Regions from separate parts of the Mus musculus genome. Here all the other regions are linked to region 1. Evidence: chromatin loops called from intact Hi-C (ENCODE). Cell type or tissue: gastrocnemius. All regions are shown on one strand. Region 1 holds the start of Rpl9 (ribosomal protein L9). Region 2 overlaps Fam114a1 (family with sequence similarity 114, member A1). Region 3 holds the start of Rfc1 (replication factor C (activator 1) 1).

Region 1 (8,000 bases):
CAGCTAAAGTGTACTCATATAATCCTTAAAAAAAAAATCTGGGTGTTGTGGTACTTGCCTATGATCCAAGCAGCAAGTAGGTAGAGACAAGGTGGAGCCTGAGGCCATCAGAGGAGACCTCCTTCTCCAAGTTACAGGTCTGGGACTAATGTGTTTGCCTAGCATTCACAAGTCACTCCCAGGTGGGTAGGGAAGTAATTCACACAAGTACCAAGTCTGTTACATCTAGAATCCTATACTATACCACAGGTTCATTGCTTGTGCTAGAATTACAACTCTATAAAGACTACTGAGACACACCTGCCCACCCAACAGTCAGTATCATGCCTAGGTCAAAGTCAAGCACCTCTAGGACCTACCCAAAGTGACACACTCACTCAACATCCACTAGGAAAGTTGCCTGTCATTGCTATTTTAAGCCAATTGTTTCCACGGGGGAAAAAAACCCCAAGTAACGTTGTTGCTTGAGTATCGCTGACCCATTAAGTAATCAGAAAAGACAAGGACACACAAATCAATATATAAGTCTTTTATTCTCCCAAAAGAGCCCAAATTGTTCATGTGGTCAGGATCTCGTTTCTGGGGCCAGGAACTGTAAAACAAACACACATGTAAAATCTTCTGCCAATATTCCTGCTCAGAAAGTTCTTTTAATCCTTTTTAATCACACTGTGCTCATCCGAAGCAGTCAGCTGCAGACATGGGCACCCACCTGAGGCCTCCTCACTCGTCAGCCTGCTGCACAGTTCCCTTCTCAGACACATAGATGCCGTCCAAAAACTTCCTGATATCCTTGTTTTTAACTGTTGTGGCTTGCTGAATCAGGGCAGCTACACAGGACACAAAAAAGTACATAGCCAAATTCATCTCATACAAGCCCAACTAACTAGAACTCAATCCCTCAAGCCTACACAGGAGGGGCTCCTTCACTGTCCTTGGATCTCATCTGAGCAGTGGCATACACACCCCAATATAGACATAAAAACGAATAATACTTTCCCAACCAAGCCAGCCATGTGCCACCCAATTTGAACATCTACGAGCAGAGCACACACAACCATTTTGTACTCATGATACAAAGCACAGCATACAAATACCTACACAACAGATCCACAATGGATTTCTTCCTGTTTCTCAGAAGTTTGGAAACAGAAATCAGACACACATTCAACCTCAAGGCTCAGATAAAATGTTACTGTCTGTTATGACAAATATACACACCTGAATTTGAAACAAGTTCAATGTCATTTCCTTCAAGGATTAACTCATCCTTCTGGGCTTGAGAGACAGAACAAGCCACACCTGAAAGAGGTGTGTATTCAACAGCGTTAACAGGAGAGACATCTCACCAATACAACTCCATTTAAAACCCCAAGCAACCAATCAAGTTCTCTAAGACTTTAGGGTTGGAATTGAACCTCCTGTCATCTCAGATGACAAATGTGACTCCCAGATCCCACAAAAGGCTGATGCATCCTACAACTATTTCAGCATACTCCCTCTTCAGGAAAACCTCAAGCTCAGGACCACCCAACAGTCTTCACCACACCCGAACACCAAGGCTCCATCCAGACCCAAGGACAAAGAACTGTAGCAAGTTCCCATCATCCCTCAAGGCCCACACACACCTGTCCTCATCCGAACCCTGCGGATGTATTTTTCACCCAAGAAATTTCGGATTTCAACCAAAGAGCCATTCTCCTGGATGACGACGTTGATGGGGAAGTGAGCGTACACAGACCGCATCTTGTATCGGAAGCCCTGCATCAAACAAGCAACTGTGAGCCATCCTGAACAAACTCAAAGTTTTCGGTTCAGCTGGCCTAGATTTTGAGATTCCTCTTCTTCAGTTTCCCCAGGCTGAATTTAGAGTCAGCTCTAAATGCCCTAAGGTGCTTTTGTCATGTCGTGGAAATTTAACACACGCACTCTACCCACCATATGCAAGTTGCAACATCTTCCCAAAGCTCCAGGAGGAAGCTTTCTTTTACTATCTCATCCTTTGAGGGCATAAGATCCTCATTTTTGGCATTAGGCATCTGTGGAGTTACTACAGACACCACCAGATAATAAGTGACTCCAGACTAAACAAAAGGCCCAGTCCTCCCCAGGAGCAACAGGGTAACACGATCCAATAGGTATACAAAGTACAGCTTGTGTTTATAAAACAACACCTCTTCAGCATTAACTGTTTTGGGAGAAAGGATCTAGAACAGTAACTTCAGAGATGCACAAGTCAGATCTTTTTGTTTGTTTTTTTGAGACAGAGTATAACTCTGGCTGTCTTTTCTATCCATTGAGTCCCAAACATACCAGCCAGCAATCTCCACTATATGTATCTACCAACAAACAAAACCCCTGAAACAGAAGTAAAGGAGCCTGCCCAGCAAATTCCTGGGTCTGATCTGTGCTAACCCACCCCCAATATCTGAAAGTGCCTCCTTTGTAGAAGTACAGTCCATCCTGGCCCTAGACATTTATACACACCCAAGGAACCTCTTCCAAAGGGTTAAAGGGCAGAGTGGAGGGCTGACTTACCAGCGTGACACCCTTGATCATGTTCTGAACATGACTGCAGATGGTCCTGACGGTGGCCAGTTCCTTTCTGTTACCCCACCATTTGTCAACCCGGAGCTGAAACACAACAACTTTAGAATTAAAACACAGCACTTTTAGCTGGCGAGTACTAGCACGCAAAGCCATGTACAAATGCACCGTATGTCACACGCACAGGACACCAGAGGGACGACACACACACACCCAAGTTCACTCATAAAAGAACTGAGTCCGAGTAACCCACTCGGCCACGCATGGGGTGGGGGATTAACATCGGTTACCGGGTTTTGTTACAAGCAAGCACCCGAAGCATCGGAAGACACAAGTTCTTACCCTTTTCTTCTTCTTCCCAAGAAGACTCAGCTCCACGTTGATGTGATTGAAGTCCCTCCGCAGAGTCCCCCTGGGGCCCTTCACAATGACTGTGCGCCCCTTCAGAGTGATTTCGACTAAACGAGAAAGTGAACTGGTGAGACCATAGGCCGGGGTTTAGAGCATGCAGGAAAGCCGTCAGCGGCCGGCGGGGAGCCATCTACTCACCATTCTCTGGAATGTCCACAGTCTGATTGCTGAGAATGGTCTTCATCCTGAAACACAGACACCCGGGTGAGACGGCTGGGGCGGGGGACGCTCTACACCCGAGACCCGGCAGCGTTCCGCTCCCAACGGGAATCGCCAGCTACGAAAGCCGGCAACAAGGACCCAGGTGTGTCCGGGACAAGGACTGGACCGGGGGCCCCGGAGAAGAGTAAGGAAGCCCGGCTCGGTGCGCCATGGCGGAAGGGCTACGACCGAGATGGGCCTGAAAGCCCGAACGCCACTTCCAGCTCGCGCCACCAAGTCCCAAGGACGCACGTCGTGCTGGGGGACAGTCGGGACAAAGCCTTGGGGCATCGGCTCCATGCCGCCGGGGTCCCCAAACAGAGGATGGGTTCAGATTCCCGGGGCACCCGGTCCCTAAGCTCCTCACCTCGCAGTAGATGGGGCAAAGAGAGAACGTCTTTCGTCATCACGTTCTTGTAATCCGTCAGGGCCCTGCGTGTCGCGTCACGACCCGAGCGACGGCTTTAAGGCGGAACTACTCGATTGCCGAGCTAGTCGAGTCGCGCCGGTCGGCGACGACGTATCGCGTCATGACTCAAGCGACGAGTTGTTGGACGCGTCCGGTGCCGGGGGTGCTGTTCCCTCGATCCCTTGACACTCCTGAGACCTAAAAGAGGGGGATGGCTCTACGCTGCTGGGATACAGCTCGCAGCCTGGGGTCCCGGGTGAGCGGCGGGAACGCCATTGCTTATCCTAAGTTCAAAACTAGGGAAATTGTTCCAGATATCCTTTTTTTAAAAGCCCCGACAGCTGTGGCATATCTTAATTATTGCAAACTTGTTGACAACATATTTTAGTACCTGTTTTAGGAATAGAAGACATGAAAACGTGGCATGTTAAGTCACCCACTAAGGTTTTCTAACCTATATTTAGCGGTTAACTTTGATCTGCGTCCCACTTTTTTCCCCCATTTGTCATGGCTGAGCGTGCATCAGGGTCTCTGTAATCTAGGCTGGCCTGAAACTAAATTCTTAGACCAAAGACGACTCCTCACTCTGCCTCCTCTGAGAGCTGCATTACGTGTTTGAGCCGCCGTGACTTACGGTTCTTTCACCTTGAGTCTTTTTCAGGTTCTGATCTACGTAGTTTGAGCTCTTAAATCGTTTTACATAATTTCTGAATCAATTTCTTTAGCTTTGGTATTATAATGGGTTAAAACTAAATTATTTCAGAGTCTACTGAGTGAATGTTGTACTGAACCCTTTTTGTAGATATTTGGAAGATATGCGTTCACGGTTAGAGCATTAAGTTCTTTGCCAGATAAGAAAAAGGAATTTTTGCATAATGGACCAGACCTTCAAGATTTTGTATCTGGTGATCTTGCAGACAAGAGTACATGGGATGAATATAAAGGAAACTTAAAGCGCCAGAAAGGAGAAAGGTAATTGAACATTAGATTCCACTTTGACTTTGTGCATTGTTTGGTTTTGTTTGTTTGTTTGTTTGTTTTGGTTTTGATTTTTTGAGACAGGGTTTCTCTGTGTAGCCCTGGCTGTCCTGGAACTCACTCTGTAGACCAGGCTGGCCTCGAACTCAGAAATCCACCTGCCTCTGCCTCCCAAGTGCTGGGATTAAAGATGCACTGCCTGGCATTGTGCTTTTTTTTTTTTTTTTTTTTTTTTTTTTTTCTTTTTTAATCAAGCCTTGTAGGTTTTTCTGTACCCTTTGGCCATTTCTTCATCCTTTCCAAAATGACCATTTTATGCTGCCATATCCCATTTTATATCTAGCATCTAATTGAGAAAGTATAGGTTTTTCTCTTGATAGTTATTTTATTTATTTGGGTTTTTGGAGATGGTTTCCCTATGTAGCCCTAACTGCCCTAGACTTCTCTCTGTAGACCAAGCTGGCCTCAAACTCAGAGATCCATTTTCCTCTTCCTCCTGAGTGCTGCAATTAAAAGTGTGCACAACCACCACCTGGCTTACTTTATTGATTTATGCCTTCATATAGTTTTAATTGTTAATGGGTATTGATCATCTAACTTACTCTTTTGTTTGTTTGTTTGAGATGGGGACTCACTATTTGTTCTTGGCTAACCTGGAACTCTCTATGTAGGCCAGACTGGCCTCAAACTCAGAACTGAGATCCGCCTGCCTCTGCCTCCCAGGTGCTGGGATTAAAGGTGTGCACCTCCACATCCGGCTCAAACTTGTTTGCATGTAGCCTATGATTCCTTTATCTTAATTGTTTTTTAATGACGTAAGGTTGCCTGGCAGGCAGAAGGCTCTGGATGCCAGATTCCTAGCAACACAGTAAACAAATAATAACAGAAGACTGGTGTACAGCGTAGTCTTCAAAAATGCTTATCAAACAGCTTCTAGATCAGAAGTGGATAGTCAAGGAAAATCAAAGATATAGCTTGCTTTCCAAAGGGTAGGCCTGTCTTTTTTGTTGTTGTTGTTGTTGTTGTTTTCATTTCTTGGTTTCTTTTAAATCAGGGTTTCATCTATATAGTCTGGGCTAGCCTTGAAATCACTGTGTAGTTAGATTTGACCTTGAACTCCTGTTCCTCCTACAGCATCACAGATGTGAACCACTGAAACCAGCAAACGGTCTGCCTTTATTAATGACTAGAATTTAGAATGCAGGATAAATGGTGTGCAGTTGGGTTCCTTGCTTGCCCTGAGTTTACTATAGTAATTTGTAGCATTCATAGGGAAGAGTATGCTCAAACCCGAATCCGTCCTTTAGTTAGAACAGGATAGCAATGTACGTTTGAGGGTCGGTATAAGCATCACACCCCTTAGACTCCGGTATCAGGGTTTCCTAAAGCATCTTAAGCAGACCTGAATTTGCGTCTTTGTTCTAATCACTATGATGGAGTTGAGTTAGTTCAGAAACACAGAAAAGGCTATGCTGGGAAACTGCTAGAGCAAGGTGCGTGCTTTCCACTGGTTGGTAATGGACCGCTCTCTCTGGCTTTCCCTAGGCTAAGACTACCTCCATGGCTAAAGACAAAGATACCCATGGGTAAAAACTACAATAAACTGAAAAATACATTGCGGAATTTAAGTCTCCACACAGTAAGTGGCCAGTGTATTTCCTCTTCGTTTTACCCAATGCCTATACTGTTTCTCTATATTTGTAAAGGATTTTTTTTTTTTAAATATAGTCTCATGAGGTAGCATAGGCTGGTCTGGGACAAACTGTATAGGTCTGTTTGTCCTCAATCTTGTGATTCTCCTGCCCTAACTTCCTGGGTGCTTGGATTTTAAAATGGGTGGTGCCAGATGAGACCAAAAAGAAATGATTGATGAGAATATAAAGTTTAGCAAGGAAAGCAGATGAGGATGAAAAGTGAAGTGTTATCAACAGTAATAAAAGCGTACATAGACGTGTAGGGGCCGGGAGTGTATCCCAGTGGTGTCCTAGTGTGTGTAAAACCAAGTCGAATTTTCCTACAAGAAAAACAGTGGTTACATTTCTTTTGCACTCTTTGGAGACATAGGCAGTGGATAATGGCAGTGGTTAAGAGCACATGGCTGGGGCTGGAGAGATGGCTCAGTGGTTAAGAGCACTGACAAGTCCTGAGTTCAAATCCCAGCAACCACATGGTGCCTCATAACCATCCGTAATGAGATATGACGCCCTCTTCTGGTGCATCGGGAGACAGCTACAGTGTACTTAAATATAATAATAAACAAATCTTTAAAAAAAAAAAAAAAAGCACAGGGCTGCTCTTCCAGAGACGCTAGGTTTGATTCCCAGCGCGCATGCGGTAGCTCATAGCCATCTCTAGTTATAGAGTGAAACCAACTCTAGTTTCAGGGGATCTAGCATTCTCTCCTGTTTTGACACAAGGCATGCATGTGGTTCATAGATATACACACAGTCAAGAAACCTATACACAGAAAATTAGAATAAAAATAATCTTTTTCTTTCTCTCTCTGTCTTTTTTTGTTTTTTTGTTTTTGTTTTTGTTTTTCAAGGCAGAGTTTCTTTGCATAGCCCTGGTTGTCCTGGAACTCACTATGTAGATCAGGTTGGCCTCCTACATATCTGCCTGCTTCTGCCTCCCAAGTGTTGGCACTAAAATCATGCACCACCACCACCCAGCTAATAAAAGTAATCTTTTTTTTAAGGATTTATTTATTTATTATATGTGAGTACACTGTAGCTGTCTTCAGACACTCCAGAAGAGGGTATTAGACCTCATTGAGCCACCATGTGGTTGCTGGGATTTGAACTCAGGACCTTCAGAAGAGCAGTCGGTGCTCTTAACCACTGAGCCATCTATCCAGCCCTAATAAAAGTAATCTTAAGAAGAAAAAACAAGAACATTTAAAATACCTAGTACTTCATTATTGGTAGATGGGTCCTTTCAACCTGATGTATCGTTTCCCCCTTTCACAGGTGTGTGAGGAAGCCCGGTGCCCCAACATTGGAGAGTGTTGGGGAGGTGGGGAATATGCCACAGCCACAGCCACGATCATGGTAAGGCAACCTGGTCTCTACCGCTTAGTTCAGGCATGGTACAGAGATGTCGATGCCCTCCTCCTACGAACGTGTACTGTGAACATCCAGTGAGACTCTTACCACATTTATGAAATGTTTATAAATTCACAAAGAGAGAACCTGGCCGTCTTGACACTCGTTGTGACTTCACTCTCTCTGAATTAATCTGTTATTGGTTCTTCCACATATTAGTATCTGATGTCGAACTCTTTGGCGCCTTAGGGTATATGTTTGCATTAACGTTTGGAAATATTTTTCGTACTTATTTGCTTTGTGTATTTTTTTTTCTGTCTCATCTGTTTAACAAGTGGTACTTCCCTCGTAACTCCATGCAGATCTGCATGTTCATCTTTCAGTTGAATATATTTTCAGGCTCGGCCAGA
Region 2 (8,000 bases), 390 kb before region 1:
TCATGAAAATCAGCAATGATTTCCCACAAGCACATTATAGACAGAACGTACCTTTAGAATGGTTCTCTCGGAGGAAGTGGATGGTCCAGCTGTTACGCTGAGTCAAACCTCTTCAGAATGGGGAATTTGTTACTAGATCAGCCAAAGGCCTACATGTTTGTTTGAAAAGTTGGTTGCGACAGTGTTATGACTGCAAATATCTAATGCCAGAACAGTTGATTGAGGAATAGAGTGCATCTGATATTTCTTTCTCAAAGTCACTCTGTCCTTTCCCATCCTCGCCCAGGTTGCAAGTTTTCACATTCTGGTGACATTCTCTACCAGCCCTTTCGAAACAGCATCAATGTTTATTGCAAAGAATGGCAGACTCATCAAAATTGTGCTACTGTGAAAACTTCCCTCTGTACAAATGTAACATCAATGGAAAGGAACTATCTATTTATCTATCTATCTATCTATCTGTTTATTATGAAGTAATGTTGATGATATAAAAATTCTTAAGGGTTAGGAACCCTGACTAATACAGGGTTCTCTAGAGGAATAGAACTTACAGAGTTAATATGAATATGTATGTATATGTATATGTGTGTGTATGTATGTATATCCCCTATATATTATATATATACATATATACATATATATGTGTATGTATATATGTGTGTGTATGTATGTGTGTGTGTGTGTGTGTGTGTGCGTGTGTGTGAAAATGTATTAGATTGGCTTACAGACTGTGGTCCAGCTAGTTCAACAATGGCTATCTACCAATGAAAGGTTAAAAAAAATCCAATAATTGTTCAGTCCACAAAGCTAGATGTCTCAACTCTTCAGTATATGTCAGAATCCTGAAGATGTAGGCTCTAATGCCAGCAAAGGAATGGACTGGCAAACAAAGGAAGAAAGAGAGCTTCCTTTTTCCATGTCCTTTATATAGACTACCTGCAGAAAGTGTGGCCCAGATGAAAGATGGATCTTCCTACTACAAAAGATCCGGATTAGAAGTGGGCCTCCCATTTCAAAGGGTTTAATTGAGAAAAAAGTATCTCACAGGTGGGCTCAGCCATTTGGGTTTAGTTGGTTCCAGATGTAGTTGAGTTGATAACCAAGAATAGCCATCACGGTTCATCCATGAAAAGGATGATGCTATTGATGCTACAGTTTCCCACAGTGCTTTGAAATCTCTGTATCAGGAACAAGACTGATGGATTTCTGGTGGGCTTTGATGCAAACATTGTCAGCTCAGTAGCACTTATTCTTATCCCTGACCCTAGGGTAGGGTATATTGAACATTGACCACAGAGAAATTTGCCCATCGTTTTGGAGAGCGAAGACTTTTCCAGAAAGAAAGTTGATTGTCACCTTTTAAAGCTGCATTTAGTTTGCTTATTTGAGCATGGCAGCCTCGATGTATCTTTTTCTAAAAAACTACATTCTACGACTTGTTATTATGTCTTGAATTCATTAAGAGAAGTGTCTGAGGCAAGATCAATATTTTTTAGATGACTGTCATTACAATTCACCCCCAAGAAGAGTGTAAGGCAAGACCTCTCCAAAGGGCAGTTGGCGTTCTCCATAGAGTTTGAAGTGCACATTCCTCTAAGTCCAGCCCACCTCTGCTGGTTCTTTGAAAAGCTCACTGATGTATATGTACAGAGATGGTCAATACAGAAGCCAGGCAGTGACTACTTACTGTATTGGGTGTGCCATAGTCACTTGAGTGTGAACAAATGAATTAAAGCTCCCTCCCCCAAGAGGGAGAAAAAAGCCAGCAGAGAATACACTCTCTGAATAGGAAAATTATACAAAGTTCCAGGAAGTGGCAAATATCTAAAAAATATACAAAATAGAAAAAGCTCAGAGTTGCTGGGAGTGTAGGTTAAAGTTTTTAAGAGGGTGCTGGGGCTAGGCTTTGATGATGTACTATCCGAACAAAGAGCTAGAGGAAAGGGTGGTTCAACGCGCATATATGAGCTAACAACCAAAATATACACCAATAAAGAACTGTTAGGGTGTGATCTACTTATTTTATTGCTGGGTATATATTCAGAAGGCTTGAGAGTAAGGTCTCAGAGAGTTATTGTATACCCATGTTCAAACTGTCATTATTCACAACACTAACATGTAGGTGCAAGCCATAGATCTGCCAATGGTATATATAACAAGCAGGGTATACAGTGAAATAATATGCAACCTTAAAAAGGAAGGGAATTCTGACACACACCACAAATGGATGAACCTTGAGTGGCGTTATGCTAAGCTAAACAAGACCAGGCACAAAAAGCAAGTACTGTGGGATTCCACTTGGATAGGGTTCTTAGAGTGACCAAAATCAGAAAGACACAGAGTAAAACAGAGGTTATCAGGGCCTGGTAGGTAGAGGGAGGAGGCGCTACTGCCTAATGGGTACAAATGAGGTCTGGAAGTGGACATTAGCGGTGTGTCTGCTCCATGAAACTGTGTAGTGGAGCACTTAAGAGGATACATTTTATGTTATACCCATTTCCCTCAAAACGTATTAGGGGAAAATTCAGCCACGTAGATCAGAGAACCAATTGATGGTTTTGTCTGTTTTGTATGTACTGTTTTTAAAAGAAGGAAATATATTTAAAAGAAAGCAATTTAGATGGGAAGAGACCTCCTCATGACGTAGCTGCAGCCCTTGCCATTGGCAAATATGTCTAACAGAAAGCAGCCTTGGGCTACCCGATCATGCTGTCTAGAGCTACAGCTATTCCTCTTTACCACTGGTCGGAGACCCAGCCTCCACAAGTATGCTATTTCATCTCTCTCTCCCAATGGGCTGGGCCTTTGGATTTGATAGGATTCACAAGAAGAGGACTTAAGAAGAATATTGAACTGGGGTGTGGTATCACCCCATACCCCATGGTCCCAACCCAACCGCATCCCCACGTCTTCCAGTACAGGGAGTGATTCCGAACATCAACCCTGACCGTGCAAGGCATGACTGGGATACAAGAGCCAGAGTAAGGCCACACTTCGAACATGGACTTCACCTTGCTGTGTGGTCAAGGTGAGGCAACTCAAGTTCAGGTTAGCATAAGTCAAAGTGTTCTAAAGAAGAGCCTGACCAAGGATCTGACCTTCAAGGTTAGAAGGCATTCTCAACTATAAAACTTCCTCAGTATGTCAAAGGGATTATACATGTTGGTTCTGGCATCAGATGGACTGGATTTAAATCCTGCTTCCCGCTTACCAACTTTGGGACCTTTGGCAGATAACGTTCTTTTGATTGACCTCAGTTTTCTCAGTTATGGAAGGGGTATTACACATCTCTTAGCACAGTGTTATTAAGAAAAGTAGACACTTTAATACAGTGTCTGGGATGTCCTAAAGGTATAGAGGAGAGATTTTGGAAGGTCGATATTATAATTCTCATGGCAGAAAAAGCACAGAAGCAGAGACACGCGGACAAATTAGGTAACTAAGTTAACATCACACAGCTAAGAAATTGTGGGACCAATGTCCTTGGCGGATTTCAGTCTAGATTGCTTTCATTTAGCGTGTAAGCACAGGTAATTAAAAAGCCAGATGGCCATGGAATGTTTTTAGAGGACACTGTCCTGCAACATTCTTGGGACATTCTTGCCCTCTTGTCTTGATTTGGGTTTGCTGGGTTTTTTTTTGTTTGTTTGTTTGTTTGTTTGTGTTTTTTTTTGTTTTGTTTTGTTTTGTTTTGTTTTCTGGTTTGGCTTTCCAGCACTCACCTACTGCAGCCTGAAAACCAGACCCAGTCCCAGCCTCAGAGCCTTGGGATTCCGGAGCCTTCCATGTTTTAGAATATTTAGGGTTTGTGGTGGTGTGAAGTTATTTCACAAACGACACCAAGTAGTGTCACACACATTTGTTGTCTTTTTCTTGTTAGTAGAAACCTCTGGAAATGGAGTCATTAGTCAAAAATAAAAGTCCCAGTGGCTCTGTTATGATTTCCTTATCTGGGCACTAGATGTCACACTAAGTCAAGCTTTGGAAGTGGCTCAGCTAAGTAGGGTGTGGCAGTCTCTACCTATTTAAAAAAAAATCACAATATTTAGGTAAATATAACGCTTAAATTTGAATTTCTAGGAAAATTCAGAAAGTACTTTCTTTTACTTACAAAAAAACTTAGAATTGTTAATCAGAGAACAGATAGCACCATGGTGAAATGCCGGCTTAAACACATCTTAGCTGCATGCACATGAAAACTGTCTTCCATTCCGAAAACAAAGGGGTAGTTCTGGAGACAGTTTATGCACACTTGTCTGTGGTCATGTGGGAGGCTTGTTCTTTTTTTCCCTTTGCTGTTTTGTTTGAGACGGTATCTCATGTAGCCCAGGCAAGCCTTGGACTTGTTAGGTAGCTGAGGCTAGTCTCTTACCTTCCTCTGCTTTCCAAGTGCTGGGACTACAGACTGGCCAAGATGAGAAGCAGCTCTCCCAACAGAGAAACAGACAAGACTAACCTACTGTGGAGGAAGTCAAAGAGGGGGATGTAAGGCCCCGGAAGATTAAAGAGCTAATAATGAGTGTGAGCGCCGCTGAGCCCCAGAGCTGAGCAAGCTGTGCCTCCAGAGATCACTTATTCCCTGACTTTGGCTCTCAGAAATCTATAGCTGTGAATTATGCGTGGAGAATTCTGCAGTCTCCTTTTGGAAAGTCTGTGTGGATGTTGTTGTTGTTGTTTTTAAACTACCTTGAAGAATATGAAGCCAACGACTTAAGTGTTTGCTGAAATTTCGATGAGATTCCATTGAAATGTTTGGAATTCTTTGGAGGCTAGAAAGAATTAATTCGAGTCAGATTGAAAGCTTATAATTAAGTCTTCGGCTTAGCAGTTTGTTTTTTTTTTTTTTTCCGAGTAACTCAGTAATGAGTTTGAGCTGTGTTTAATTATCTGCATGAGTGTAGGCACATATTTCTATTGTAATTAAAGCTGTAAATCATGTTTCCTAAGTTTTCAGGGTTTGTAGGTAATATATGATGACAAATAGCTTTCGTTGGAAGAAGCCAGTAAATACCATTGCCTGTGTTGCTTTGATAAATCAGGTTAGAACTGAGAAATCGGCCTTCTGTGTGTATGTGGGGGTGCATGTGTGAGTATGTGCAGAGGCCAAAGGCTAACCTCGAAAGTCAAAGGGTATTCCTCAGGATTGTGTCTGCCTTGCCTTTTGAAACAGCATGGCTCACTTGGCCTGAAATTTACTGATTCAGTTACAACGGCTGGATGTCAAGCCCCAGGGATGTATCTGTCTCTATGTCCCCAGCTCTGAGGCTACAAACTCATGCCACCACACCTAGATTTCCACAGGGTTCTATGCATTGATATCAGATCCAAAATACTACTCTTTTGAGTATGTATGAGTCTCATCTGTGTCTTCCTCTAACTCAAGAGATGGATGAACAGTCATTTGAACAGTGTTTTGTAATTCTGACTGGTTCTAGTTGACTCTGGTGTCTTCCTTTGACTTGGTTACCACTGCCTCGTGTTTGAACAACCCAGGGTCCCAGGATGCGTGCTTCCTTTCTCCTTACATGCCACGGCAGGTAGCAGGCACCCAGATGGAGGGGGCACAGGCTGTTTTTCCTTCTAGAACTCCAGTAGCCATGAGGACCGCAGTGGTCTACCAGTGCTTTGATCCCTTCCTCCTGTCTAAGAAAGGCTTACCCCATCTTAGTGCAGGGTGTCAAGCTGTCTGTGGATGAAATAGAAGACTCTTTTCTATCAAGTCAAGGGTTGGTTTTTACCCAATGAGTGGGAAGGTCTGCTCTGTACTCCTTACCGAATCCCAACTGTGCCAGTGTCTTGGAAATAAAGACTGTCCCTTCTTGGAAATACAGGTGCTATTAGTCTGATGGAGTCCGTGACCTTCAGCCTACTTTGGACTGCTACTCCTTCCCAATTTCCCCACTGAGTGACCCTTTGATTTAGAGCTGTCAGCTCAAGACCTTTCATGGTGTACGTTTGAGGAACTGTAGTGTTATTTTTTTATTTGTTTGTTTGGAGGGCTTTGTTTTGTTTAGAGACACGATCTTGCTAAGTAGCCCACACTGACCTAGAATCTTATGCAGACTAGGCTAGACTCAAACTTGCCATCCTCCTGCCTCAGCCCCCTGAGTGTTAGGATTATATGCCACCATACATATAATCCTAGGAACATATTATACATAGGTTTATACATAGGAACGTATTGAAGGTCATCTGACTTCAATCCAGCCCATGTTAACTGAGCACCTGCCATGTGCTAGGACTTCAAAAAGCCAACAGCGACCACAAGAGAACGATTGATCAGCCATATGACACTTTAGAAAACAGGATGAAGACATGCCTTTCAAAGACGCTGACTTGAGTTTGGAGTTTCCCTGTTAAAAACAGCCACCATGGCAGAAGCCAAAAGGGGTCTGGGAACATAGTGAGGAAACTGAGTCACAAAAGAGAGTGGCTTTAAGGCCACTCAGCCTGACCATGCTGAGTTCATCTTTGGATCCTACCACAGGGAATCTGAACACATTGCTGCCATTCAGGGTAGAACCCCGCAGTCCAGATGGTCTTGTGAGATTAGTCTAGGGTCACAGACTGTGCAGATTGTAATGTCTCTGTGAACTATATATTTATGTCCTTGCAGGTCATGGATTAACAGCAGTCAAAGAAAAGGCAGGGGCAACCCTACGAATCCACAGTGCCAATTCTGCATCTCCCGAAGGGGCCCCAACTGATGCTGAAAACGGAATCTCTGGAAGTGAGTGGCGTGCTCGCCTGGTGTTTTGTTACACCCGTGTGCATGACTACACAGTGGGGAAAAGCCCAAGTTCAGATCAGCAAAATGCATTCTAACCAGGGTGTTATTTCTTGCCATGACAGATGTGACTCCAGATCAGGACCCTGCCAGAGGCCCCCACACTCCTCCTCCACCAGGGGCGGCAGGGTCGAGAGGCATGCTGTCAGCCCTCACCAATGTGGTTCAAAACACGGTGAGTCCCTAGAGGCCTCCCCTGTTTTCCCTAGTGGCTCAGTTCTTTTGATCTTTGCAGCTTGTGACCTAGATACATCAGAGAGAAGGCTGCCTCACTCCTGACTTTGGATTCCAGTTTGTTATGCTTTCTGCTACAGAGTAGCTATAACCTTGGATCTGAAATAATAAGGGCAAGATGAAATGCAGTCTGTGTTTAAAAGAAGAGAGTGGTTTAGAAGATTTTTTTTCCAATCTGATCTAACAGTGTCCCTTCTAGCTGCTTCAAGGACGGCATTTAGGTGAGGGAGGGAACTTGGAGCTGGGACAGCTGTTCTTCCTGGATCAGGTCTCAGTTCTCTTAAAATTGGAAATCCTTCAAAGCAAAAAAGGACTAGTAATGACTCAGGGAGAATAACTCAGAGACCAACCCAGCCATAGCCTCCCTCCTGATCCCTACAGCCCCTTTCCCTGCAGAACCCTAAACGTACACCTGAAAGTCTTATTTTTCCATTGTTTGTTTATTCCTTTTTATTTAAGTTGAATTGATTTTTTTTAAAGACAGATACTCAACCATCTCACTCCTCCAGGAAGCTCGCTATTGATGATAAACATTGAAAGGAAGCAGAGGTACCACAGTGAGAAGAGGAAGTCAGCAGGTCCTTAGCACCAGGAAGACAGGAGTCTACTATGTAGAACAAGCTAACTATATTTTCTAGAAATATGGGCTCGTGCCCTTTTTAGTCATTTATCCATTTGTTATATTAAAGAGAGACAGTTGACCCTTACTGTGTGTGAGGAGCCTCACCAGACTCTGGCCATATAGGCTAATGCTATGTCTTGCCATATTAAGGCGGTTTAACAATGGTGTGTGATGCATTATGGGAAAGGAGGGGATTGTGAATGGCCCCGTAGGTTATCTTACCCATATGTTGGGACAAAAGAGTGCCAGGAGTAAAGGAAGACTGGATAGGGAGAAGGAGGCACACCAAGTGTTAAGAGTCACAACGCAGAGCTGTTCAAGGCCACCCATGAGAGTGGGGGAAGCTCTCTCTGTAAC
Region 3 (8,000 bases), 56 kb before region 1:
CCAGGGATCCACCTAGCTCCCTTCCTCCCTCAACACTGGGGTTACAAATGCATACAACCACACCTGCATTTTGAGTGCTGGGGACCCAAACTCAAGCCTTCATGCTTGTAGGGCAGGCACTATACCAACTGAACCATCTCTCTGGCCCTTAAAATTGTCTTAATTCTGCAAATATTCCATTAAAGAAGGCTGAACAGTTAATAGCACTTGCTGCCCTTATAGAGGACCCAGGTTCAGTTCCCAGCACCCACATGGCAGCTCATAGCAACCTGTAACTCCAGTTTCAGGAAATCCAACACCCTCTTCTGGCTTCCTCAGGCACCAAGCACAATACATGGTGCACATGCAAGCATGCAAGCAAACACTTACATGCATAAACTAATAAGTATATCTTTTAATTAAGAGGACCAGGCTGCTATAAGCTGTCATGTGGGTGGGTGCTGGAAACTAAACCTGGATCCTCTACAACTATGCTATGACACACACACACATTTTTTAAAAAGTAAATAAATGGGCTGGTGAGATGGCTCAGTGGGTAAGAGTACCCAACTGCTCTTCCGAAGGTCAGGAGTTCAAATCCCAGCAACCACATGGTGGCTCACAACCATCGGTAACGAGATCTGACTCCCTCTTCTGGAGTGTCTGAGGACAGGTACAGTGTACTTACATATAATAAATGAAAAAATAAATCTTTTAAAAAAAAAAAGAAAAAAGTAAATAAATATAATTTTTAATGTTAAGTTATCAAGGTAGTAGTTATTATTCATCCCATCCTTTTTGCAAGCAGAAACCAAGAATAAAGTCCAGTGGATCACACCAGTAATCACAGCACTTGGAAGTCTGAGACAGGAGTCACTTGAGTTAATCTACTTGTACAGGTCCAGATAATTATAAGGCATATTAGCATGTTAATATAACTATTAACTATTAAAGTCTTTAGCCGGGCGTGGTGGCACACACCTTTAATCCCAGCACTTGGGAGGCGGATTTCTGAGTTCAAGGCCAGCATGGTCTACAAAGTGAGTTCCAGGACAGCCAGGGCTACACAGAGAAACCCTGTCTCGAAAAACAAAACAAAATCAAAAACAAAAAAATCTCAACTTCCCACAATACCAACACACCTAAATTCCAAAATGCAACGCTGATCATTTTCGGGAGGCAGAATAGCATAGTAGTCAGAAATGCCTAGGCTCTCCTTCCAGTTTAACCACCTTCTAGTTGTATGACAAACTGTTTAAAAGGTATCTTTAGCCGGGCATGGTGGCGTACACCTTTATTTCCTAGCACTTAGGAGGCAGAGGCAGGCAGATTTCTGAGTTTGAGGCCAGCCTGGTCTACAAAGTGAGTTCCAGGACAGCCAGGGCTACACAGAGAAACCCTGTCTCGAAAAACAACAACAACAAAGGTATCTTTACTGTTAAAAAACTGGACTGTGAGTTAAGGCAAGAGGATCATGAGTTCACACCAGCCTAATCTATAATTACACTGTAATTTCAAGACCTGACACATGGCACTATTACCCAAATCTTCCTTCAAAACAATAAACTTGGAGCTGAGCATGAAGGCATGGGACTTTAATCCCAGCACTCAGGAGGCAGAGGCAGAAGCATCTCTTGTTAGTTCAAGGCCAGCCTGCTCTACATAGTAAGCTCTAGAACAGCCTGGACTACATAGAGAGAGACCCTGTCTCAAAAAAACAAAACAACAACAACAACCACGAAGAACTTGGGAGGCTTGAGATGTGTCCAGTGATTGGGAGCACTTGCTGCTCTTGCAAAGGACCTGGCTTCAGTTTCCACCACCCACGTGATGGTTCACACCCATGTATGACGCCAGTACCAGGGGACCCAATGCCCTCTTCTGACCTTCTTGGGACCAGGGCTGCATGCACTGCACATACACGCATGCAGACAAAACACTTGTACACGTAATTTATTCAAAACAGGATTTCTCTGTGTAGCCTTGGCTGTACCGGAACTCACTCTGTAGAGCTGGCTGGCCTCAAACTTATAGAGATCCACCTGCCTCTGCCTCCCAGGTGCTGTGATTAAAGTCATGCACCACCAATGAACTGGAGAGGTATGACTGAAGAGATGTCTCAGGAGTTAGAGTACTTGCTGCTCTTTCAGAGGACATGAGTTCAACTCCAATTCCAAAGGGTTCAACACCCTCTTCTGGCCTCTGATGGCATCAGGCATGCATAGTCACAGAAATATACTCAGACACAACATACACGTTACAAGTCAAATAAGAATGTATTGGACTTGGGGGCTGAACAAATGGTTCAGTGGTTAAGAGTGCATATTGTTCTTTGCAGAGACCCTGACTTCCAGAACTAACACCCACAGAAAGCAGCTCAAAACCACCTGTAACACCACCTCTGGAGGATCTGACACACTCTTCTGGCTACCATGGGCCTTCAAACATATGTGTGCATACACAAACTATGTGTGCATATACAAACACAGATACACATAACTAAAATAAGAATAAATATTTTCCAAAACAACACTTCAGATGAATTTCTAGACGGTATTTAAAGCAAACTCACATATTATCCCGAAAATAAAAAGGCCGACTCTGGGTGGCTACCATCACTATCTTTTTTCCCCAAAGAATAAAAAACAGAGAGCTGAAACTTTTTCCAGTTTGGTGTAACACTTTTCTCCCCTGCATGCTGGTGTTCTGACAAGCTTAAGAATAATAAAAGTGTGTGTAAGTGTGATTGTTAAATATCTTGTAGATTAGCTGAACATCTTCAGTGGTCCAGTAAATTAAAAATTATTTCCAACTTGTATCTGTCTCCTATGCCAGGGACTTTCAAACAATTTCACTTTCAAACTATTTGAATGTCCACTACATTGAATTATTGAAGTTGGAACTGAGGTTTAAAAAAAAAAAAAACTACTTATCGTAACAGGTGATAAGAGATGACAGCTGTCAAATACAGAACATCCGTCTGTACTCGCCGTGTTTTTATTCCTGGTAAACCAGGATCCGCTCAACTCCTATAAATTATTCTAAACAAAATAAACAAATAAACTTCCTTGTGTCACAGCTGACACTCGCTTCCAGGAAGCTGATTCAAGCTGAAGGCCCGAGCAAACTTCTCCCTGCGAAAGCCAAGTGTGACATTCTTCCACGCAAAGCTTGAAGTCGGGACTTTAGGAAGCACTCCAACAGAGATGATTTGGGACAAGGCTGTACACGAAAGTAACTTTTAACGCCCCGTCCAAATCAACTTTCTTCTTCCTTCCTCCCTTCCCCCAAGAGTCGGGGGGGTGGGGATGTGAAATTGCCGCGTAGCAGCCACCTCCCTGCAGCTGCGTCCCTGGTGCGCCCCGCACCCTAAGCCGGGCCCCTCGGAGCCCTCTGCATCGTCCTCCCCATCCCGCACCGCGGCGGCGCCCCGTTCACACCCCCGCCTGCAAAGCCTCTGTAGCTGCACGGCCTCCCGGGCGGCTCACCATCGCAGCCCCACGACCGAACAGGAGCAGGTGGGCAGGCCCGTGGCTGGGGTAATTCGTTATCGGGGCTCGGGATCCATTGGCGCCAACAACTTCTCCCGCGAAGTAGCAGAAGCGCGGGCGGCGGCGCGCGGCGATGACGTCGGAGGCGCGCGTTCCCCGCGGCCCCGCCCCGAGGCGGGAGCTGCGCACTGGGTGCAGGACCACAGCCCTAGCAACCGGAGGGTTGCTACCTTGTAGGACGGCGAGTGCGCGTGCGATCGTGGCCGGGAGACGCCCAATTTGGGATCTGAGGCTGACTTCCTCTAAGCCGGGTTCCCAGGTGGCTTCCTTCCTGCAGTACACGCACGTGCTGCAAGGGCAGTGCTCTGTAGCCGCTTCCAGAAGTTCTTACTGCCACCACGGTAGGATGAAGTGTATTCGATGCGCCCCGCAAAGGTCAACTGTTCTCATCAAACTTTACACTGATTTATTTTATTTTTAATGTTTGACCTATTGATTTTGGCTCAAACTAACAGACCCTTAGTGAATGGACATTTTTTTTAACTTTTTAATACATTTATCTATTGAAGATGGAATGACAAGCTGTGGTCAGAGAACAACTTTCAGGGAACCTTCCATCACGTGGGTATATGTTTGCATTTAACGGACTGTTTACAGTAAAGGCATTTTGTTTGTTTGGGGGGGTTGTTTTTCTGAGGCAGAAGATCATGTGACTTGTCCAGGTCCCAAACTCCTTATGTAGCTGAGAATGACCTTGAACTTCTGATTTCTCTACTGCCTCCCAAACGCTGAAATCTCAGATATATGCCAACACTCCTGCTTTACACGATGCAAGGGATCAAACTCAGAGCTACTGTGAATGCATGCAACCAACTGGGCAACCCTCAGCCCCAATGTCTTTGCTCTAAAACTACCAAGCTAAGAGAACTAGCCCCCGGGACTGGAGAGATGGCTCAGCGGTTAAGATCACTGACTGCTCTTCCAAAGGTCCTGAGTTCAAATCCCAGCAACCACATGGTGGCTCAAAACCATCCGTAATGAAATCTGATGCCCTCTTTTGGAGTGTCTGAGGTCAACTACAGTGTACTTACATATAATAAATAAATCTAAGAAAGAAAGACAGGAAGGAAGGAAGGAAGAAAACTAGCCCCTTAATTCCTTCCTAAAGCTTCATTAAGTCTCTTAAAGAATAGTCAAATCTTTGACATAACCAAGACACGCCCACACAGGGGAAAAAAAAAAAAAAAACAAGAAAAGATTTAGGATAAGCAAGCTTTGGAAGCTGCTCTTGCTATGAAACTCTAGTGGGCCTGCCTCCACCACCCCACTGCTGGGATTATAGGGGTGGTAGCCCACACCTGGCCAGCAAGTTTCCTATGAGTAAATGAGCAACCTGGTTGTGGAATAGAAATTAACAATTGCATATAACTTTAAGAGAAAACGTGACTATCAAAGAATTTAGTGTAGAGGGCAGTATCAAACTTTGGCCTTGAACTTTGAAATCTTTTTCTAACCACTTCTTGTTGGGTCTTGTCATTTTATGACACCATATCTACTGGGAAAGACAGTAAAGCCTTCAGGAATACAAGAGTTTGTATTTAAGTAGATGTCTATTGCAACATAATTTTGGTTTTTTGAGTGAGGATTTCTCTATGTATTCCTGGCTGGCCTGGAACACAATATGGATTCGCCTGCCTCTGCTTCCCTGAGTCTGGGATTAAAGGTGAGTACCATACTCTGCATTTTTTGTAACATGTAACCCACATGCATTTTTTGCACTGTTCTGGGTTAAAATTCACCAACAATAATAATCCCCAACTTAGAAACAAGTGAACAGTCACTGGTGAGAAGGACTTCCCTGCTTAGGTCCCTCTGAAGCCATTCGTTCAGTTCCTGCTCTACTATGTAATAGTTACAAGACCATAGAGAAGTAATTGTGACTCAGGGTCCTCATCTGTTAAGACACAACTATTTCTGCCACATATCAAGTAGTAATAGCATTCTCTGATGGTGCTGGTGCTGGTGCTGGTGGCGGCAGCAGCAATGGTGGTTACTTGATTTGGTTTGAGTTCAATTCAGACAGTCTCAGTGTATAACCCAGGTTAGTCTCAAACTTGAGATCCTCCTGACTCACCCCCCTCCCCCGCCCCCAGTACTAGGATTACAGGCATGCACCATTATATGTGGATGACCACAGTGTTTTTAAGTCAACAATGATCATCATTATTATAAAGCTTGCACACATGTGGCAGAGATAACCAGAAGGACCCTGCTTCAAAAACAAGATGGAAGGAATGCGAGTCAACTCTTAAAAAAATCTGTCCTCTGATGCCTATACACACACACACACACACGCACACACACACGCACTGGCAGGCGTGTGCTCACACTCAAAAGCACAAAATCAATTAAGTGGGAGAGCACTCCAAAATTAGATGCATCTATACTCCACAGCTTTGCTTAGGACAATAATTGGTTGATATATTGAGATAATAATTGATAATAATTGGTGATCCATTGAGAAATCAGTAAAATCTGTGAACTAATCTCTAGAAAGATGTACACAGCAGATGTATGATATAATTTTGTTCATATAACATTACAACATACACCAATGCACAGTAATCTTTGTGCTTTACATCAATGACTAAGATACATAAAACTTACCTATGCCAGCTATGGTGGCATACACCTTTAATCCCAGCACTCATAGCTCATAGGCTAAGATCTCTGTGAGTTCAGCCCCTTGTGCACCCTTCCCCCCCCCAAAAAAAAAAGAAAGAAAAAGAAAAAGACCATGGGGGTTGGAGAGAGGACTCCACAGTGCACATGCTGCTCATGCCAAGTTCCCAAAACTGGGTTCCTGTCACCTACATTGCACTTCCAAGGGATCTGTGCCCTCTTCTGACCTTCTCGGGCAATGTGTATATATGGTGCACATACGCACATACCTCCTCACAGATATACATACTACACATAATTTTATTTCTTTTAAAACCATTTTTACTTATTATGTAGACAGTGTTCTCGTGCATGTATGCCTGCAGGCCAGAAGAGGGCACCAGATCCCATTACAGATGGTTGTGACCTACCCCTGTGGTTGCTGGAGATTGAACTCGGGACCTCTGGAAGAGCAGCCAGTGCTCCTGACCTCCGAGCCATCTCTCCAGCCCTACACATAATTTTAAAATAAATCTTTTTAAAAATAAAGTCCTTATCTCAGTTGTGGTTTCCATTGCTGTGAAGAGACATCACGACCAAGGCAATTCCTATAAAGGACGTTTAATTGGGGGCAGTTTACAGGTTGTGAGGTTCTGTCCATTATCATCATGGCAGGAAGCACTGCACTGGCAGAGCTGAAGTTCCGGTGCACATCTGCCATCCGAAGGAAGCCAGGAATAGACTGTTGCTAGGAAGCTAGGAGGAGGGTCTCCAAGCCCACCCTCACAATGACACACTTCCTCCAACAAGGCCATACCTCCTAATAGTGCCACTCCCTGGGCCAAGCATATTCAAACTACCACAACCCTAACCATCAAAAAAGAAAAAAAAAGAAAACTTGCAACTGGGTATAGTGGCTCACACCTTTAATCCCGGCCCTTGGGGAAAAGAGGCAAGAGGGTGTCTGAGTTCCAGGCCAGCCGGTCTACATAGCAAGTTCCAGGACAAGCTGAGGCTATACAGAATGATCTAGTCTCAGAAAAGAATGAAAAAGTAAACTTGTATAGTTTTGTATCGTTATTTTTAGTATATATTTTTCTTTTTTTTTAAAGATTTATTTATCTATTTATTTATTATATGGAAGTACACTGTAGCTGTCTTCAGATGCACCAGAAGAGGGCATCAGATCTCATTACAGATGGTTCTGAGCCACCATGTGGTTGCTGGGATTTGAACTTCGGACCTTCGGAAGAGCAGTTGGGTGCTCTTACCCACTGAGCCATCTCACCAGCCCCTTCTTTTTCTTTTTAAGACAGAATAGCGTGTATTTTAGATTGCCCTCAGACTTGCAGTGTAGCTAAGACTTCTTGAACTTCTGATCCTCCTGCATCCACTTCCCAAATGCTGAGTCAGATTACAGACCTGCACCACCACACCCATTTTATACCAGACTGGGGACCCAACCCCGGGCAATTACAGTAGATGCTACTAACTGCTGAGCCATCTCTCTAACCCCTGTTTGTTGTTGTCTGTCTGCTTTTCCCTAATGATTGAAGACTTCATGTTGAAAAGACACATCTAAATGGAAATATTATGTCTTAGATCTGCTTATATAGTGCTCAATACTTTTGCTTGAATCCTTAAAAGAGAGGCTGTGGGGATTTCTTTTTTAATCAACAAAGCCAATTTTGTGAAAATCAGAACTATTTTCCTTCCCACTTGGGAACAGAAATGCTAGGGGAATTGTCTGTGTTCCATGAAAAAACTCTCTGTTCCAAAAGTTAGAATATTGACAATAGGATCTTTCTTAGTTCTTCCTCATCTTGTGAACAGTTGGATCTGATAGTTCCTAATCCACATACATGAGCC

Evidence for each region. Hi-C counts contacts between places; a loop is a spot of excess contacts. Peaks named below come from ENCODE experiments on the same cell type or tissue, not always from the same donor. Only the 100,000 strongest peaks of a DNase experiment are listed, where the experiment ranks them.
Region 2: a loop joins it to region 1, with 2.2 times the contacts of the local background. A loop is called at or near these places in 10 of 42 quality-filtered maps.
Region 3: it touches region 1 in a loop (7-fold over the local background); 17 of 42 quality-filtered maps call a loop at or near these places.

What each region holds. Positions count from the first base shown.
Region 1 is chr5:65,387,850-65,395,849 of GRCm38, forward strand. Rpl9 (ribosomal protein L9) reads right to left here and starts at 3,582. Exons shown (of 8, transcript NM_011292.2): 1 at 3,527-3,582; 2 at 3,097-3,143; 3 at 2,890-3,005; 4 at 2,539-2,634; 5 at 1,629-1,761; 6 at 1,222-1,302; 7 at 713-830; 8 at 515-592. The coding sequence starts at 3,142. The coding sequence ends at 724. It overlaps Lias (lipoic acid synthetase), which reads left to right and starts at 3,648. Exons shown (of 11, transcript NM_024471.5): 1 at 3,648-3,824; 2 at 4,371-4,540; 3 at 6,092-6,185; 4 at 7,516-7,596. The coding sequence starts at 3,780. In gastrocnemius, no CTCF peak of the experiment used is centred here; a DNase peak (open chromatin) is centred at 3,635; H3K4me3 peaks cover 2,931 bases; H3K27ac peaks cover 2,112 bases.
Region 2 is chr5:64,999,182-65,007,181 of GRCm38, forward strand. Fam114a1 (family with sequence similarity 114, member A1) reads left to right here. Exons shown (of 14, transcript NM_026667.3): 4 at 6,617-6,730; 5 at 6,853-6,962. The region is part of intron 2 of Gm32374 (a long non-coding RNA gene); the gene reads right to left. Among named protein-coding and RNA genes, the nearest start is that of Gm32374, 17 kb to the right of the region's middle. In gastrocnemius, a CTCF peak has its summit at 3,961; a DNase peak (open chromatin) is centred at 6,913; H3K27ac peaks cover 3,411 bases.
Region 3 is chr5:65,332,057-65,340,056 of GRCm38, forward strand. It overlaps Rfc1 (replication factor C (activator 1) 1), which reads right to left and starts at 3,583. Exons shown (of 25, transcript NM_001347357.1): 1 at 3,468-3,583. The coding sequence starts at 3,470. In gastrocnemius, a CTCF peak has its summit at 6,523 (motif pointing right); a DNase peak (open chromatin) is centred at 3,647; H3K4me3 peaks cover 1,729 bases; H3K27ac peaks cover 1,387 bases.